2 separate regions of the Homo sapiens genome follow, and region 2 is linked to region 1. Evidence: chromatin loops called from intact Hi-C (ENCODE). Cell type or tissue: endothelial cell of umbilical vein. All regions are shown on one strand.

Evidence for each region. Hi-C counts contacts between places; a loop is a spot of excess contacts. Peaks named below come from ENCODE experiments on the same cell type or tissue, not always from the same donor. Only the 100,000 strongest peaks of a DNase experiment are listed, where the experiment ranks them.
Region 2: a loop joins it to region 1, with 6 times the contacts of the local background. A loop is called at or near these places in 4 of 110 quality-filtered maps.

What each region holds. Positions count from the first base shown.
Region 1 is chr17:29,724,811-29,728,810 of GRCh38, forward strand. All of the region lies in intron 3 of SSH2 (slingshot protein phosphatase 2), which reads right to left. Among named protein-coding and RNA genes, the nearest start is that of SSH2-AS1, 87 kb to the left of the region's middle. In endothelial cell of umbilical vein, no CTCF peak of the experiment used is centred here; a DNase peak (open chromatin) is centred at 2,261; H3K27ac peaks cover 2,571 bases.
Region 2 is chr17:29,662,827-29,666,826 of GRCh38, forward strand. All of the region lies in intron 11 of SSH2 (slingshot protein phosphatase 2), which reads right to left. Among named protein-coding and RNA genes, the nearest start is that of SSH2-AS1, 25 kb to the left of the region's middle. RefSeq lists an enhancer at 405-699 and a silencer at 405-699. In endothelial cell of umbilical vein, no CTCF peak of the experiment used is centred here; a DNase peak (open chromatin) is centred at 2,495; H3K27ac peaks cover 1,646 bases.

The DNA of each region.
Region 1 (4,000 bases):
AACTCTTGAGTTCAGGCAATCCACCCACCTCGGCCTCCCAAAGTGCTAGGATTACAGGTGTGAACCACCGTGCCTGGCCGTTAATTTTTTCTGAAGGTGTTCTAGTTGATTCTGAAACTCAGTTTGGTTTGAAAACTTTTCAAGAATACATCACAGATTTTCATTCAACAGGTATTTGTTGAGAGCTTATTATGTAGCAGGTCCCATTCAAGGCACTGGAATACAGCAATGAACTTTTATAAAAGCCAGGGAATCGGCCAGGCACGGTGGCTCACGCCTGTAATCCCAGCACTCTGGGAGGCCAAGACGGGCAGATCACGAGGTTAGGAGATCGAGACCATTCTGGCTAACATGGTGAAACCCCGTCTCTACTAAAAATACAAAAAATTAGCCGGGCATGGTGGTGCGTGCCTGTAGTCCCAGCTACTCAGGAGGCTGAGGCAGGAGAATTGCTTGAACCCAGGACGCCGAGGTTGCAGTGAGCCAAGATTGCACCACTGCACTCCAGCCTGGGCGACACAGCAAGAATCAGTCTCCAAAAAAAAAAAAAAAAAAAAAAGCCAGGGAATCCCATTACTGGGTATATACCCAAAAGATTCTAAATCATTCTACTATAAAGACACATGCCACATGCACATGTATGTTTACTGCAGCTACATTTACAATAGCAAAGACTTGGAACCAACCCAAATGCCCATCAATGATAGACTGGATAAAGAAAATGTGGCACATATACACCATGGAATACTATGCAGCCATAAAAAAGAATGAGTTTATGTCCTTTGCAGGGACATGGATGAAGCTGGAAAACATCATTCTCAACAAACTAACACAGGAACAGAAAACCAAACACTGCATGTTCTCACTCATAAGTGGGAGTTGAACAATGAGAACACATGGACACAGGGAAGGGAACATCACACACTGGGGCCTGTCGGAGGGCTGGGGGCAAGAGGAGGGAGAGCAGTAGGACAAATATCTAATCCATGTGGGGCTTAAAACCTAGATGATGGGTTGATAGGTGCAGCAAACCACCATGGCACATGTATACCTATGTAAGAAACCTGCATGTTCTGCAAATGTATCCCAGAACTTAAAAGAAAATTTAAAAAAAGCCAGGGAATCAATAGATTTGTGACAGTGGAGGTAGAGAGAGACAAATAAGTAAAATGTCAGGTGATAATAAATGCTGTGAAGTAAGCAGTGGGTAAGAGGCTAAAAAATGACAAGGTGCACTGCTGTTTTAGGTAAGGAGGTGGTCAAGATGATATTCGAGCAGAGACTTAAATAAAAAATAAAACAAACACACTAACCGCCCTCTCCAGAAGAGAGGGGAGGCAGAACGCTTCTTCCTCCATGGAAGGACATCTATTCAATCCATTCTGGAGCCTGGGTAGGCATTAGTCAGGTGAAAGGAGGTTAGGAGGGAAAAGAAAGGATGTTTCAGGCAGGGGGAGCAGCATGTGCAAAGGCCTGGTCAGAGGGACAGAACAACTTCAATCCTATTGTATGGGGAAACAGTGGAGAGGGCTTCAGTACAGATGGGGAGAGGTACAGATTTGGAAGGGTTTTCTATGGCTTGCTAAGGAATCTAGCTTTATTCTGAGGCTAAGAGAGAGCCAGAGTTTGCATTTCTAGAAAGATTCCTCCAACTACAATATGGAGAATGGATTGGAAGAGGGGTGAAACTTAGAAAAAGGGAGACAGATGTCACTTTGGTATTCCAGGCAAGTAACAAGGGTGGTCTGATCTGAGCTAATGAGAATAAAGAGAATATAGATACCATGGGGGCTATTTGTCTAGTTTATTTTTTAGTACAATGGTAAATTTACTCCATGAAGATATTCAAATTATAAGAACAATGAGAAATGTTTTGATATGTGAAAATCCCTTGCATTCATAAAGAATGTTTTTTCTTTGAAGTTCTTGATTCTTCTGACAGGTCCTTGTCTCTAAAAAATTGCAAGGCTTTGAGTCACCCAGCAGGGTCAAAAAAGGTCTATTTACATGGCTATTGCCTTTCATACCATCTGCCTTTGCCCAAACTTTTCTCAAAATAGGTTTTTTCCACCATCTCAATTTTGTCTTAAGTTACACTTGTGAATCCTCAGATTTGGATATCAAATCTCCCTTAATCTATCTACCGGCTGCCAGCCAATCATCCTGGACAAGCCAGGGAAGCTTACAGGCAATTCTTCCTTATGTCATTTTGTTATCACACATGTCTATATCATTTCCTGCCAGGCATCAAACTTACAGCATTAGGGAGGAACAGCTGCAGAGAATGCTTTTACACAAAGGACTTCCTTCCTTATCCCCCATTCAACGGATATGACAATATACTAATGGGCTCTAGTCAAATGAACAATAATGCAGATAAGTTCTGAAACTACCATTTTAAACCAATAATAGACAAAGAAAGTTCAGTTTCCTGAACACAGTAACAAGGAAAAGATGAATGGGAAATCTGAAGCCAGCTTCGATCAAAAGAAGACAAGTGAATTTTACAAATTCATCTGTATTACATTACAATAGGATGTTAGTGAAAAACTGGCAAGCAGGTAATATTAAATTTCTTTGACTCTCAGCTAAATTAAGTAATCCATTATTAAAAAATATCTATGAGAAGGCAGTTTTCAGGAACTTGAATTTCCCTAGTTCTAAAATCAGTAGTTGTGTAAAACATGGCTGCTGGAGAATGAAAAGATAATTTACGTTAAAGATGAACCACAGGCTATCCCTAGGAAATAACTGGTGGAGTAAGTCCAGAGAATAAGATTTGATCCAATATATATCTTAACCACAGAAAAGCTGTCATATTTTAATAGGTGACTAACTTTGCTTCTTACCTCTCTTCTATAAATGCAATTGTAACACTTAAAAAGATGTTAGAACCCACAGCTAGTAAGTCACTGAATGGGGAAAAACAGAAAACCCTTCCTCTAAGATCTGGAACATGACAAGGATGCCCACTTTTACCACTGTTATTCAAAATAGTGCTAGAAGTCCTAGACAGGGCAATCAGACAAGAAAAGAAACAAAGAGCATCCCAATTGGAAAGGAAGAAGTCAAATTATCCTTGTTTGCAGGCCAGGCGCGATCGCTCACACCTGTAATCCCAGCACTTTGGGAGGTCAAGGTGGGCAGATCACAAGAGGCCAGGAGTTCGAGACAAGCCTGGCCAACATGGCGAAACCCCTTCTCTACTAAAAATACAAAAATTAGCTGGGCGTGGTCTCAAACTTCTGGCCTCATGATACACCCACCCCAGCCTCCCAAAGTGCTGGGATTACAGGAATGAGCCACTGTGCCCATGCAGATGATATGATCTCACATTTGAAAAAAACCTAAAGACTCCACCAAAAAACTATTAGAACTGATAAACAAATTCAGTAAAATTGTGGGATACATAATCGGCATACAAAAATCAGTAGCATTTCTATATGCCAACAGCAAACAATCTGAAAACGAAATTTAAGAAGTAATACCATTTACAGTAGTCACACATAAAATTAAATACCTCGGAATTAACCAAAGAAGTGAACAACCTCTATAATAAAAACTATAACACACAGGTGAAAGAAATTGAAGACGACACCAAAAAAGGAAAACATATTCCATGTTCATGGATTGAAAGAATATTGTGAAAATGTCTATACTACACAAAACAATCTAAAGATTCAATGCAATCCCTATCAAAAAACCAATGACATTCTTCACAGAAATAGAAAAAATAATCCTAAAATTTACATGGAACCACAACATACCCAGAATAGCCAAAATCATCCTAAGCAAAAGGAACAAAACCGGAGGAATCACATTGTCTGACTTCAAATTATATTACCGAGCTATAGTAACCAAAACAGCATGGTAATGTCATAAAAAGAGACACATAGACCAATGGGATATAACACAGAATCCAGGAATAAATCCATACATCTACAGTGAACTCATTTTTGACAAAAGTGTCAAGAACATCCATTGGGGAAAGGAGAGTCTC
Region 2 (4,000 bases), 62 kb before region 1:
AATCTTGTAATGTCAAATCTTGAAAAAGATAATCAGCAGTAAAAGTTCTATTTTTCAAATTCATGAGCAAAATTATTGGTTATGTGTCCAATATACTTGTTTGCCTGCTTTTCTGCAAAGGGTCTCTATCAACATCTAGCTTTTTCTCAGCCAAATCGGACAGCCTCCAGGAGAGCTGATGATACTGAAACTTAGTTGGGCAAAGGCTTCCAGCTCAGAGAAGTGATATGCTTGTAAGGGTGTAGAATCTCTTTTTCTAGAAACACCCTGGCTTCCCACCAATCAATTCTCTCTTCTCAATGCAGCTTTTATTTAAGCTATAATCTACACTTTCCCACTCCATACCAGCTGGATACTTTCCCTAATAAACAGATCTCTGTGCAGTACACTGCAGAACTGAGCATTCTTCCAAAGGGAAGGAGAAATCCTGTTGCCTCTCTTTACTCAATCTGGTTGAGCTCCAGGCATGGCAGCTATGCAAGATGAGATGACTCTGCAGAAAATCAACACCACCACTTGCAGCTAGAATGCCTCTTTTTCCGTGTCAACTGCTAGGAAAGCCAGCAGGGCAAAGACTCAATGGAGAAGAGATAGGGAGTTGGACATAGGATATGGCAGTGTAAACAAAGGGAGGAAGCCACCAAGGAACAAGTATAATAAGATGTTTAGACAACCTGTTCATGCATTTACTTTGTTAAGTAGGATTTAAATTACAGAGATCCTCAATTTTGAAGTTTTTTTTCCCCCAAATAAATATTCACAATAGAAAGAAAATGTCCATTTTCTAGAATACAGAATTATACCTGAAGCTGAAGAGATTTTCCTTTGTTCAAAAATATGTACATATATACACAATGCTGATGTGCAAAACAAGTACACAGATGTGTATTTAAAAAGTAAAAACTTCTATGTGATACTCTAATAGTGAATACAGACAACAAATTTGTCCAAATCCATATAACGTACAACACCAAGAGTGAACCCTATTGTAAACTATGGACTTTAGTTTACAATGATGTGCCAATGTAGAATAATGTGCTGTAACAAATGTTACACTCATTTGTTACACTCCACTCTGGTGGAGGATGTTGACAATGGGGGAAACTATGCATGTGTTGGGATAAGTTGTATATGGGAAATCTCTATACCTTTTGCTCAATTTTGCTGTGAACCTAAAACTACTCTTTAAAAAAATAAAGACAATGTATCATATCTGTGTGTGTATACACAAAAATATATATGTACATCTATAAATAAAAGTAAAAAAGATTGGGGCTGGGCGCGATGGCTCATGCCTGTAATCCCGGCACTTTGGGAGGCTGAGGCGGGAGGATCAGGAGTTCAAGGCCAGTCTGGCCGACATAATGAAATCCCGTCTCTACTAAAAACACAAAAAATTAGCCAGGCGTGGTAGTGTGTGCCTTTAATCCCAGCTACTTGGGAGGCTGAGGCAGGTGAATCGTGTGAACCTGGGAGGTGGAGGTTGCAGTGAGCTGAGATCATGCCATTGCACTCCAGCCTGGGCGACAGAGCGAGACTCCGTCTCCAAAAAAAAAAAAAAAAGATTGGAAGGCAATATTATATAATAAAAGATGATGGTGATTATCAGTCTTGATGATTAAATAAATATGATAATCTGTTGTCTTCTAAAATTTTTAAAAATGAACATGGATTATCATTATTTTTAGACAGGCTCTCTCTTTGTTGCTCAGGGTGGAGTGCAGTGGCATGATCATGGCTCACCGCAGCCTCAAACTCCCAGGCTCAGGTGATTCTCCTGCTTTGGCCACCCCAAGTGCTGGGATTATAGGTGTGAGCCACCACACCTGGCCAGAATTATTTTTTTAATAAGAAAAAAACTCAAGACAGAAGATTATACCTGACAATAATGAAATCATGGTATTAATCTACTGGCACAAATGCTCAAATGCATTTGTAGTTGATTAGAGAAATGTAATTTTGGGGAAATTAGATTGTTTTTTCTGCTTACAATACTATTAAAATTTGCTTGCATGGCCTAAAATATACCATTTGAGGAGTAGTTCTTGAGTGGGTGGCACCAGAGACACAGGGAAGCATGCATGAAATAAAACAGGTTGATCAGTCAGAATCTGACTGTATTTCATATTTATCATGTCTATATTCTTTTACGTGTTAAAAGTCAAGCTCAATGGGAAACTTGACTTTCAAGTTTGCAGCTTCAGTCACATGAGCTCCTTTTGACTACAGATATTTGTCCTTCATAAAAATTAGTCTCAGGGAAACAGTTGGGAGGGCCCCATAGAACGAGTGACTCACAAGTTTTCTATAGATAACACAAAGATTCTTTCCAATAATACAAGAGCAGGATATATCTGAATCCTTGTGGAAGTATATGTAAGAGACAACAAAGCCAGGTGTCTTGCAAATGGAAAAGCCAATGACAGTTTTGCAGTATGATCTACAACCAGAAATGCCAACACATACTGGTCAGTTAAAGTAATGGAAAAGAAGTCCCCCTCCCAACTCACAGCTTTTCATGAGTAATTTCATAGCTAATATACCACTATGAATCACTCTAGACACATATATCCTAGAGTGTCAACAAGTTATTTCAGGGCACAAGCCTTCAAAGGCATAGTCTGAGTGCCTCATGAAATAAACTCTTGAATATTCAGAGTGAGGTGGATCCAGTTTAGTCAGTTCCTGAGCATTTATTCTCCTTCTCTTCTGTTTCCCAGCTTCTAATCATTTCACAGTTCATAAACGTCCTCAAGAAGAGAAAGGAAGTGAAATTCAAACCAACTGATTTACTTCCTTGTAAGCATTTTTGGTGAAAGTGTGTGGGAAGTGGACACAAAATGAGGTTTTGGCATTCTCCATTGATTTTAATTATTCTTGTTAACTTTGTTCCCACTAAATGTACAGATAAGAACTAAAACTCTAACACTTGAGAGAAAAATAGACTTTAGAAGCTTTCAAAATCTACCTGTCAGAGAGGTCTCCTTGGGCTAATTACAAAAGGTCACTAAATGTTCAGGAACCATGAAGAACAATTTTTAGTCACCAATTTTTTGGTAATCATAAAAGTAGGGACTCAAAGTGTAGCTACAAGGTTTCATATGTTTGAAAGTCCAGTAGTCTCTTGTCTCTCAGTTATATAGTAGCTCCCACCAGCTCTGCTCAGATATATCAGAACTTAGACACATTTGGCAGATTTGAGAGTGATCTTAAAGGATCATCCTATTTGGGGCCAGGCGCGATGGCTCATGCCGGTAATTTGGGGCCAGGTGCGATGGCTCATGCCTGTAATCCCAGCACTTTGGGAAGGACTAGGTGAGTGGATTGCTTGAGCTCAGGAGTTCGAGACCACCCTGGGAAACATGGTAAAACCCCATCTCCACAAAAAATACAAAAATTAGCTGGGGGCTGGTGGCACACGCTTGTGGTCCCAGCTACTCAGGAGGCTGAGAAGGGAGAATCACTTGAGCCTGCGAGGCTGAGGTTGCACTGAGCTGAGACTGTGCTACTACACTCCAGGCTGGGCAACAGAGCGAGACCCTGTTTCAAAAATAAAAATAAAATTAAAAATGAGGGCCAGGCATGGTGGCTCATGCTTATAATCCCAGCACTTTGAGAGGCCAAGGCGGGCAGATCACCTGAGGTCAGGAGTTCAAGACCAACGTGGCCAAGATGGCAAAACCCCGTCTCTACTAAAAATACAAAAATTAGCTGGGTGTGGTGGTATGCACCTGTAGTCCCAGCTACTCGGGAGGCTGAGGCAGGAGAATTGCTTGAACCCGCGAGGCAGAGATTGTAGTGAGACGAGATCGTGCCACCGCACTCCAGCCTGGGCGACAGAGCGAGACTGTCACACACACGCACACACACACTAAAAGTAATAAAATAATTAGGAAGTGATGAGGTTTGAGTACTTATCACTTTTGTCTTTAAAGTAAGTTACATTTTATTTATGTATAATAAAATTTAATAATTACCCCTGCCCATGAGTCCATATGGG